Regions from separate parts of the Homo sapiens genome. Here region 2 is linked to region 1. Evidence: read pairs that join two places in POLR2A ChIA-PET (ENCODE). Cell type or tissue: GM12878. All regions are shown on one strand. Links, peaks and the distances in the headings refer to the core of each region. The heading gives the core; the rest is flanking DNA.

Region 1 (6,452 bases), core at 831-5,830:
CCTTTCTGTGTCCAAGTGTTCTCATTGTTCAATTCCCACTTATGAGTGAGAACATGCGGTGTTTGGTTTTTTGTCCTTGTGATAGTTTGCTGAGAATGATGGTTTCCAGCTTCATCCAAGTCCCTACAAAGGACATGAACTCATCCTTTTTTATGGCTGCATAGTATTCCATGGTGTATATGTGCCACATTTTCTTAATCCAGTCTATCATTGATGGACATTTGGATTGGTTCCAAGTCTTTGCTATTGTGAATAGTGCTGCAGTAAACATACGTGTGCATGTGTCTTTATAGCAGCATGATTTATAATCCTTTGGGTATATACCCAGTAATGGGATGGCCGGGCCAAATGGTATTTCTAGTTCTAGATCCTTGAGGAATTGCCACACTGTCTTCCACAATGGTTGAACTAGTTTACAGTCCCACCAACAGTGTAAAAGTGTTCCTATTTCTCCACATCCTCTCCAGCACCTGTTGTTTCCTGACTTTTTAATGATCGCCATTCTAACTGGTGTGAGATGGTATCTCATTGTGGTTTTGATTTGCATTTCTCCGATGGCCAGTGATGATGAGCATTTTTTCATGTGTCCGTTGGCTGCATAAATATCTTCTTTTGAGAAGTGTCTGTTCATATCCTTCGCCCACTTTTTGACGGGTTTTTTTCTTGTAAATTTGTTTGTGTTCTTTGTAGATTCTGGATATTAGCCCTTTGTCAGATGAGTAGATTGCAAAAATTTTCTCCCATTCTGTAGGTTGCCTGTTCACTCTGATGATAGTTTCTTTTGCTGTGCAGAAGCTGGAAGAGCTGACTTTCAATCCAGCTGTCCCTTCACCTTTCTGGTCCTCATTATAAAATGAGCTGACTTCCTCTTATCCCAATGCTAACTTCAGCACCTGTCCTGTGGGATGCAAATGGCATTGGTTCAAAAGCCACCCCAGTGTAGTGAGACAAGCTTCTCTAGACTTTCTGGGTAGGAAGGAGGGTCGGAGGGGGGGTATAGATGTTAATGTTTCCTTGTCCTCTCTACCTGTGAGATCCTGTTTATTTTGAATTAATTTCATGGATGGATCAATTTGCTTTCTCACATGTGCTGTTCTGGTCTCACACCACATTGTTGAGGAAATGCAACCCCTTTTCCTTGATTTCCCCTCATAAGCACACAAGGCATCTACACACATGTAGCTGCCATTATAGAAGACTTGAGGAAAGAGAAGTTTGCATCACTGTGTTGCTTGTTGCTTCTTCTTTTTAGAGAACCTTTCTGCAGGGTTCATCCCAGAAATTCCCCATTCTTCACTTCAAAACACAGAATCACTAAGCTCATCAATTCTCTATCATTTAGAAACTATATTTTGGCCCAACAGAGACCTGTATAATATGCCTTAAATGAGGTCTAAGGTTTTTCTCTCAGGTAAAAGAAGTCTTGAAGTAGGCATTTGGCTTGTCCATTTTGGGCTGCTATGATAGAATACCACAGACTGGTAATGTATAAACAATGGAAGTGTATTCCTCATAGTTCTGGAGGTGTTGAAGTCCAATATCAAGGCACTAGGAGGTTCGGTTTCATTGTCTGGTAAGACTGCATCCACTATAAGGGCAGGATGCTGCATGCTCATATGGCAGAAGAGGTGAAGAGCAAGCTAGCCAAATCCTGCTGTGTGAAGGCTTTTTAAAAATGACCTTAATTCCACTAACAAAGAAGAAGCCCTCATAACCTGACCACCTCTAAAAAGCCACACTAAATATATTACATTGGCAACGCCTGAATTTGAGGTGAGGGGACACATCCAAACCACAGAAGCATTCCAGGGCTGATGTGGTAATGCTACCATCTCATTAATGTCCTTATCTCCTCTTGTGTTTCTGTTTTGGTGTACTTAGCACAAGCTCACTGTCCTCAATCAAGGCCACCTCATACCTGCAGAGTGGCTGCCGCAGCACCAGTTATTACATCCATATTTCGGGTAGAGGAAGAAGGAAGGTCAACAAGAGACCTGCCAACAGAGTCAGCCACTTTTTTAGGGAGCATTTCCAATCCTACACAATAGTTTCTTCATTCCATTAGCCTGAAGGTAGTCACATGACCGCTCTTATCTAGAAGGGAGGATAAGAAATCTAATTTTTTAGTGGGGACACATTTCTGCTCACCAAAAAGTCAGGGCCCTAAAGAATATATTTTGGATAGGCCAACAGCAGTGTTTGCCGCAACCCTCAATTCAGCTCTGGATGTATCTTTGCATAGCCAGGGATGCATTTTTTAATTAAAACTAAGAGGCCATGCCATTGCTGAAGGGTGGGGAACTGGAGCAGAAGAAATGTCTCTGTCCTTCATCTGCTGTCTTCACTAACAGTCTCTGAAAGTGGAAGGGGCAGTAAAGAAATTTACTTTCCCACTGTTGTGAAATTTACCACCCTCCTTATAAGGCAGAAGTGGTTACAGTTGCTTTTTATTTTCCTGTTACTATACCCAAGGATTGTTGTGAGAATCAGAAGACAGATATGAGAAATCATGTTGTGAACTATAAAATGCTATTAAATGACAGAAATGATTGTTTGTCATTATTATGAGTGTTGTCATGTCTCCCAAAGCTGCCTGCTCAGTTGAAGAAAAGTGTTTTCTGATAGAGAGTAAGACTGAGAACCAAAGAGAAAAGGAGAGAGGGAGATAGAGAGAGGAGGGGGAAGAAGAGCGATAGAGAAAGAAAAAGAGAAAGAGAGAAAGACAGAGAAAGGAAATAGACTGATAAGGAAGGGTGGGAGGAGAGAGAGGGACAGAGAGAAAGGAAATAGAGTGAGGAGAAGGGGAGAAGGAGAGAGAAGGGGAAGGGAGACTGGGAAGAAGGAAGGGAGGGAGAGAGAGAGGGACAGAGAGAAGAGGGGAAAAGAAAGAGGGGAGAGAGGAGAAAAGACAGAAGGGAAGAGCGTGGAGGTCTTTTTTCTATCAAAAGCAGAACAGAAATACATTGACATAATTGAAACCCATGACTGACCACAAGCATACATACAACTCTGGTAGACAGCTTCAAGGTACTTAGGTTTCTCTGACCATTTAAAAGTATCTTCCTCATTTCCAAAGCGGTATATGCATACTGAAGACTATGAGAAACATATGAAAAGGCACAGGGGAGTTTTTTTTTAACTGCTTTGTTGATGTATAGCTGACATAGAATAAACTGCACATATTTAAAGAGTATAACTTGATACATTTTAATGAAAGTATACACTGCAAAACCATCATTATAATCAACGTATCTATCATCCCCAACAGTTTCCCTGGGCTCCTTTGAAAGCCCTGCCCCCGGGCACCCACTGGTCTGCTTTCTCCCACTCTAGGTTAGGTTGCATTTTCTGGAAATTTATACAAATGGAATATCAAATTCCATATATAATGTATGTAATCTTTTTTTTGGCCTGGCTTTTTTCATATAGCAGTATAATAATTAATGATATAGACCCAGCAGAGTTTGAGATATTCAATTAATTCATTAATTGAATTAATTCAGATATTCAGGTATTGAGATTAGTTAATATTGTCATATTTGCTTCAGCTTTCCTCGTTTTTTTGAGTAATGTGATCTATACGAAGAGAAAATGTTTTTAAAAAATACATCTTAATGCATTGTAATTACACAAATTACATTATAATTAAGGAAACCCCTGTGTAACCACCACTCAGGCCAGGAAAGGGAGCTTTGCAAGCACCCCTAACCTCCCAGTGTCCCCTCCCCAGGTCATCACCAGCCTCCCTTTTGTGAGAATCATTTTCTTGCTTTTCTTTTTGATTTTACGATGTATGTATGCATCGCAGTATGATAGAGTGGACTTAGCTGTTTGTGAATTTTATATGAATGAAATCACACTGTATGTCTTCTTCGTGACTTGCATTTTTTGCTTTGTTTGTGAGATTCACCCCTGTTGTACCATGTAGCTATGTTTTATTCATTTTAATAGCTATAGAGTATTCCGTTGTATAAATATACTGCAGTGTGGCATAGCCCACTCTGGAGAGAGAGCTTTTAAATGTGATCAATACAGTTTGGCTTTTCGTTAACACTTGTAGCCATCAGACAGTCCTTACAGGATAGAAACAACGAAAACATCTACCCTTCCCCTGGATGCCAGTACCCCCGCCCCACCCTACTGTGTGTCCACAAAAAGTTAATACTATAAATATTTACAGATGTCAATCATAAGTATTTATAGGAATATCTTCTGCCCTGGTATAGTCTTCTTTTTGAAGAAGCAAGCACACAGTTGATTTTTTTCAAAAATCAAAAACTTTTTTTTGTTTTTTCGAGACGTAGTCTCGCTCTGTCGCCCAGGCTTGAGTGCCGTGTCGTGATCTCCGCTCACTGCAAGCTCCGCCTCCCGGGTTCACGCCATTCCCCTGCCTCAGCCTCCTAAGTAGCTGGGACTACAGGCGCCCGTCACTACGCCCGGCTAATTTTTAAAATATTTTTAGTAGAGACGGGGTTTCACCATGTAAGCCAGGATGGGAACTTTTTTTTTTTTTTTTGCATCATGTCGGTCTGAACACAGCTAGTTAAATTTTCTGTGGGAAACAGGAAAAAGAGGAAGAGGTTGGACATTCCCTTTCAAGAGGCTGCTCTTCCACTTCCACTGTTTTTCTCAGGCCCTCAATCCAGAGGTTCCTAGACGCCATTATTCACATTCTTCTTTAAAAGATGCTCTCACAGCATAAGAAGTCAAAACCTAGCTCTCAACCCCATCAAAAAGTGGGCAAAGGACATGAACAGACACTTCTCAAAAGAAGACATTTGTGCAGCCAAAAAACACATGAAAAAATGCTCACCATCACTGGCCATCAGAGAAATGCAAATCAAAACCACAATGAGACACCATCTCACACCAGTTAGAATGGCAATCATTAAAAAGTCAGGAAACAACAGGTGCTGGAGAGGATGTGGAGAAATAGGAACACTTTTACACTGTTGGTGGGACTGTAAACTAGTTCAACCTTTGTGGAAGTCAGTGTGGCGATTCCTCAGGGATCTAGAACTAGAAATACCATTTGACCCAGCCATCCCATTACTGGGTATATACCCAAAGGACTATAAATCATGCTGCTATAAAGACACATGCACACGTATGTTTATTGCGTCACTATTCACAATAGCAAAGACTTGGAACCAACCCAAATGTCCAACAATGATAGACTGGATTAAGAAAATGTGGCACATATACACCATGGAATACTATGCAGCCATAAAAAATGATGAGTTCATGTCCTTTGTAGGGACATGGATGAAATTGGAAATCATCATTCTCAGTAAACTATCGCAAGAACAAAAAACCAAACACCGCATATTCTCACTCATAGGTGGGAATTGACCAATGAGAACACATGGACACAGGAAGGGGAACATCACACTCTGGGGACTGTTGTGGGGTGGGGGGAGGAGGGAGGGATAGCATTAGGTGATATACCTAATGTAAATGACAAGTTAATGGGTGCAGCACACCAGCATGGCACATGTATACATATGTAACTAACCTGCACATTGTGCATATGTACCCTAAAACTTAAAGTATAATAATAAAAAAAAGTTTATTTCTAAAAAAAAATAAAAAATAAAAAAAACCTAGCTCTATGTTTCTTCATATAGAAGAAGCATTATAATAAAAGTAATTTAAGTCAGTGCTTGCTGTCTGACTTTTATTTTTCAAAAGGGTTCAGTGTATTATTCAAATGTCAAGAATAATGATTTTGACCTTGGCCTGCGGGCAGGTGGACCACACTGTCTCTCCCCAGCCCTTTCTTCAGAATCTCTGTTAATTCTATAACACCTTCCGTGTCTGCTGTCATTGTGGTTTACAGGCACCTTGTCACATGGTGAATAATTGGATCGCCATTCAGTGAAGTAGAGAAATAATTTTAATCCCAGTTGTACAGATGAGATAATCGGAGCATAAAGAATGTGGGCTTTTCAAGGTCACACATCAAGAAAGTCACGAAGCCCGTTTCCATTTCTCGGTCTAGGTAAATATGAAGCCCACATTTCCATGTTCCTTCCTCTCCCTGAAGGGGAGGTCCAGCCATTGATTTTTTGTTTACATTGGGGTACACTGGTACTACTCTTTGGGTATTTGGGGGCAAGTGAAAACACCATTAAGAGAGAAGAGCCTTTTGAATCTCAGAGGAGTCAATAAGAAAATGGGCTTTTCAGGAGGTGGGAAGAAGAGGCAGAGTTGGGAAAGTAGGCTCTTTTTCTGTGAGCAGGGATATATATTTGTTCCTCAATCAGCATGCACACCGGGTCCCATCACTCTCTGCCTTCCATGCTTTCACAGCTCTTTTCCTTGATATTCCAATTCTGTGGTATTTGTTTTTTTCATTCTTTTGATATTCAGTAGTCATCATTCTATTACAAAGGAGAACTTTCTCTCTCTTCCACCTATTTATGTTTTCATTTATTAATTTATGTGACTAG
Region 2 (5,000 bases), core at 1-5,000, 1.1 Mb after region 1:
GACATATGGAAAACGACTCATAAAATGGTGTTTAAAATCAATAAGGTAGTTCTTTCGAAGCCATGACTCCTATTGAAATAGCAAAGATTAGAAAAATCTACAAGAAAAAATGTAAAATAAGCAATAAAACTTGAAGAGAAATGACAACTTGTCAAATAAATGTCCCATCATAATTCACTTTCTACCAGTAATATAATATGTAAATAAATTTAAAAATCAGAATTAACTGTTAAAGCACCCACTTTTCATCTATAGATCCTTTTGGTGCTTAATAACTATTTACTTGCATTCTGTCTGCTGCTTAAGAGAGAAAAAGTGAAAGTATCTGAGACTTAAGAAAATTCTGAATTTGGACTACTAATGCAATGTTTATGAAATATACAAGAAAGTCTTTCTCCCTGATGTTCTGTCTACACCATAACTCTATTCTCCAGCAATTCCATTATTTAACAATTTCACAAAGCAATGCATTTACTTAAAATGCTTCAGTAGTATTGGTGAATTTATCATTTCCCTCCTATGGAAACACTGTCTTTCTAATTCCAAATTAGAATATTCTTTATTTCCTCTTATCCAAGGTAACCAACCATCCCATTTTGTCAGAGACTGAGAAGTTTCCTAGATGTGGGACTTGAGGTGCTAAAACAGCTGGTCACCCTACAGCTCAATTTGGTTTTTTTTTTTGAGATGAAGTCTCGCTCTGTCGCCCAGGTCGGAGTACAGTGGCACTATCTCAGCTCACTGCAACCTCTGCCTCCCAGATTGAAGCGATTCTCATGCCTCAATCTCCTGAGTAGCTGGGATTACAGGTGCCCATTACCACGCTCGGCTAATTTTTGTATTTTTAGTAGAGCTGGGTTTCACCATGTTGACCCGGCTGGTCTTCAACTGCTGACCTCAAGTGATCCACCTACCTTGGCCTCCCAAAGTGCTGGGATTACAGGCGTGAGCCACTGCACCCGGCCTTACAGCTCAATTATTGTTCCTCCTTAGTATCTTTACTGGGTTCTCTTCTTCCTGACTTCTAAACGTTTGGATCTGCCCAGTAATAATACTTGAATCATTTCTGCCTGAGCTCCAGATTTTATATGCAAATACATACTTGACACTTCCTCTTCAACTTCTGACAAGCATCTTAAAACTTAACATGAATAAAACCAAATTCTCCCTGCCAAATGACTTTCTTTCTCATTTGGGCGATGTAACACTGGCATCATCCTTGACTCCTCTTTCCTTCATTATACATACCAACAGTCTGGCTGGCTTTACCTAGATCCAGCTAGTTCTCATCATTTCAACCACTAGATACCCGGCCACCATCATCTTTTACTTGGATTACTGCAATAGCCTCCTAACCAGTCTGCCTGTTTCTCCTCTTATCCTCCAAAAGTCAATTCCCCACACAGCAGCCAGGGTGATCTTTTAAAACATAAATCGTGTTTCAAAATGATACAGGAAGGGGGAAAGGAAACGAAATGTATATACATGTAGGACAGGACTGGTCATCCAAGAGATGATGGTTGCTAGAGTTAGACTGTGAGCACCTGGGAGTTCACTAGTGTTCTATTTTTATAAATTCAGCACATTAAAGTTAAATAAATATAATGCAGATCATGCCACTCCTCTGCTCAAAACCCTCCAGTGGTCTTTTCGCCACACTCAGGTTAAAATCCAAACTCCTTACCAGGGACCACAGAGTCCCACATGATCTGGCCACTATCACTCTTCTTCGCCCCCATCTTCTACCATTCTCCCAGTACCTCATTTGCACAGGCCTTCCTGCCATTCTTCAAATATGCGAAGCCTGTTCTCACCTCAAAGCCATTGTACTTGCTGTTTCCTATGCCTGAATGTTCTTCCCACAGATGTTGACAAGACTTGCTCCTTCACTTCAATGACATTCAGATATCTTATTCTCAGAGAGCATTTGACAACCTATCTAAAATAGCTCCCCCTCACTGTTCCTGCCCATGCTCTTTATACCCCATTTTACTTTCATCTTTCTTCCTAGTACTGACATTATATATTTGTTTACTGTCTATAGATCCCACCAGAAGGTACATACCATGAGGGCAAGCACCTTATCAACCATGTTTATCTCTGTAGCCCCAGAGTCTAGAATAGTACTATTCAAAAGACCTTTCTGTAATGATCAAACTGTTCTATATCTATCTGCACTGTCCAATATAGTAACCACTACCCACATGTAGCTGTTGAGCACTTGAAATGTGGCTAGGGTTACTGAGGAATTGAATTTTAAATTTTAATTAATTTAAGTAGCCATTATTTATTGATGCCCAATAAAGCTTTGAATAAATGCCTTATAAAGTATGACTGCATTAGTGTTTGGTTACAAACTCTAACCCTCACAGCAAAAGGATAAAAGCAATGAGACACACACGTAGAGAAAAAGTAGCAAGCAAGTCAAGCATTAAATGCAAAGCTAAGACACAATTTTTATAACATAATACTGACCCTGACACTACTAATACAGTACCCTAAAAACCACAGTAAATCAAAAAGCTAATGTTAAACTGTAATTTCATTTTAAAAACTAGCTATATCGGCCGGGCGCGTTGGCTCATGCCTGTAATCCCAGCACTTTGGGAGGCTGAGACAGGTAGATCACGAGGTCAGGAGATCGAGACCATCCTGGCTGACACGGTGAAACTCCGTCTCTACTAAAAATACAAAAAAAATTAGCTGGGCATAGTGGCAGGCGCCTGTAGTCCCAGATACTTGGGAGGCTGAGGCAGGAGAATGGCGTGAACTCGGGAGGTGAGCCAGGATCGCGCCACTGCACTCCAGCCTGGGCGACTGAGTGAGACTCCGTCTCCAAAAAAAAATAAATAAAAATAAATAAAAACTAGTTATATCAAGGATATAGCTAGCTAACTATTAAGAATACATACAGTAGTAGTTCAACATGTGCACAAAATGTTAGAAATTGCTGCAACTAGATGGGGGTAGGCAAGTGCTTATTGTATTCCTTCTGAAGGTTTGACTTTAAAATAAAAAAGATAGGTAAGGGAATGCAAAAAAAAAAAAGAAAGAAAGAAAAGAAAAATAGTGCCAAGGTAATCAAATGTAAAACAACAATCTTTTCAACAAATAGTGCTGGAATAAATGGCTGTTTATATGAACAGGAAAAAAAAAAGATACACACAGTATTTCAGAAATAAACAACTTCAGTTGATTATTACAGAATCTGACTATTCAGCCACTGCATGTAAGACTTAATGTACCCTGAGACTTCTTTTCAAAGTAAGGATCAAAGCTTCAAATTACTAAAAAGTTTAAAAAAAAAAAAAAACTACCTGAATACAAGTGAAATTTCTTGACTTTTTGTAAATACTAGCAAACTAAATGCATTAAGCTGCAGCACCAACATGTAAAAGCAAACAGTCAGTAGTCCTAAGACTATATCTAACCGAGACATCAATTTACCAATAGAAAAATCTATACAGTTTCTGAGAGAAAAAGAGTTACAATTCAGCTTGTGGTGTGTGATCTGACATCAATGCCAAGCAATGCTATTTGGTTCCTCCTAAAGATTAGGCTGTGGCCAGGCAAAGAGGCTCATGCCTGTAATCTCAACACTTTGGGAGGCCAAGGTGCAAGGATATTTAAGGCCAGAAGTTCAAGACCAGAATGTGCATTTTAATGTCATTTTGTATAGAATGCTACTAACAATCTATCATTTTGTATAGATTGTACCAATGATGTACATTTTTATACTCTGTCTCTAAGATAATGGTTCCTTTTTAAAAAATAAATAAATAAATAATGGTTCTTATCAAGTTATTACAAATCTGCCAAGGTGAATTAGAGCATTCTACCAGTGGATGTTTTTAAATATTATTCCTATCTGAATTTATTTATTTCAGCTTTATACAGTATCTCAATTTGTATTCTGATCTTCAACAGTCTACGCAGTCTTTTAAACTTACCATTATATGTTAATGAGCTGCTAATAAGCCTAGTCATGTTATAATAGCACAAAATAGTTCTAAAGCATACTATTTTAAATATCCATAAAACTAAAGCAGTATTTAGATCCTTTGTTAGTGTTATCCAGATAAGATGACCCAAAACTAGCATAATTAATAAATTTTCAGATTTTGAATTTTGGTCCTACTAGTCTATCTAAATACAAATGCTACTAACAAAGCAGTAACAAAAGTTTACTAGTGCTTATATGTAATCAAACACCGAAGAAGCTTGGAATTTTTACTTCTTGGCTCTCTAAAAATGAAAAAACTAGGCCAGGCGTGGTGGCTCACGCCTGTAACCCAACACTTTGGGAGGCTGAGGCGGGTGGATCACCTGAGGTCAGGAGTTCAAAACCAGCCTGCCCAACATGGTAAAACCCCGTCTCTACTAAAAATACAAAAAATTAGCCACGCATGGTGGCGGGCACCTGTAAGCCTAGCTACTCAAGAGGCTGAGGCAGGAGAATTGCTTGAACCCAGGAGGTGGAGGTCTCAGTGAGCCAAGATCGTGCCACTGTACTCCAGCCTAGGCAACAAGAGCGAAACTATGTCTCAAAAATAAAAAGAAAAGAAAAAACTAGCACTCAAAGTCCATGTTGAATATTACTTTTTCTTTTTTATAGGACATCTTAAGGACTTTAGCATTACTTTTATTTTCTATCTGAACCTTTCAGATGATCATAGATCAAGACTGTAAGTACTATATACTTTTTTTAAAGGAGCTATATACATTCTTACTGTCTCTAGCCTACATCACAAATTAACTGCCATATGAGAAACAAGCTTTGCTTTCTCAAAATCTTACATTATAGCCCTATTATTAATTTTTTGCCAATGTATGCAATGAATCATAAAACAAAGTCTCAAAACCGTAATCAATAAAATGCCATCTTATTTGAAAAAGCAATTGACAAAACATTCCTACAGATGATGAGTTAACAGCAATAGAACACGCTCTTAAAATATACACCTTACTACAACTCTATAATGCTTTTCAAGACTATCAAA

The links. ChIA-PET counts read pairs that join two places held together with the same protein. Peaks named below come from ENCODE experiments on the same cell type or tissue, not always from the same donor. Only the 100,000 strongest peaks of a DNase experiment are listed, where the experiment ranks them.
Region 2: POLR2A ChIA-PET joins it to region 1 with 5 read pairs; 1 of 35 experiments calls an interaction of 5 or more read pairs at or near these places.

The regions. Positions count from the first base shown.
Region 1 is chr9:99,242,106-99,248,557 of GRCh38, forward strand. No RefSeq gene overlaps it. Among named protein-coding and RNA genes, the nearest start is that of SEC61B, 23 kb to the left of the region's middle. In GM12878, for the core only: no CTCF peak of the experiment used is centred there; DNase peaks (open chromatin) are centred at 2,401 and 3,026; H3K27ac peaks cover 2,259 bases.
Region 2 is chr9:100,340,301-100,345,300 of GRCh38, forward strand. It overlaps TEX10 (testis expressed 10), which reads right to left. Exons shown (of 15, transcript NM_017746.4): 5 at 1-69. Among named protein-coding and RNA genes, the nearest start is that of TEX10, 10 kb to the right of the region's middle. RefSeq lists an enhancer at 833-1,332. In GM12878, for the core only: no CTCF peak of the experiment used is centred there; no DNase peak of the experiment used is centred there; H3K27ac peaks cover 333 bases.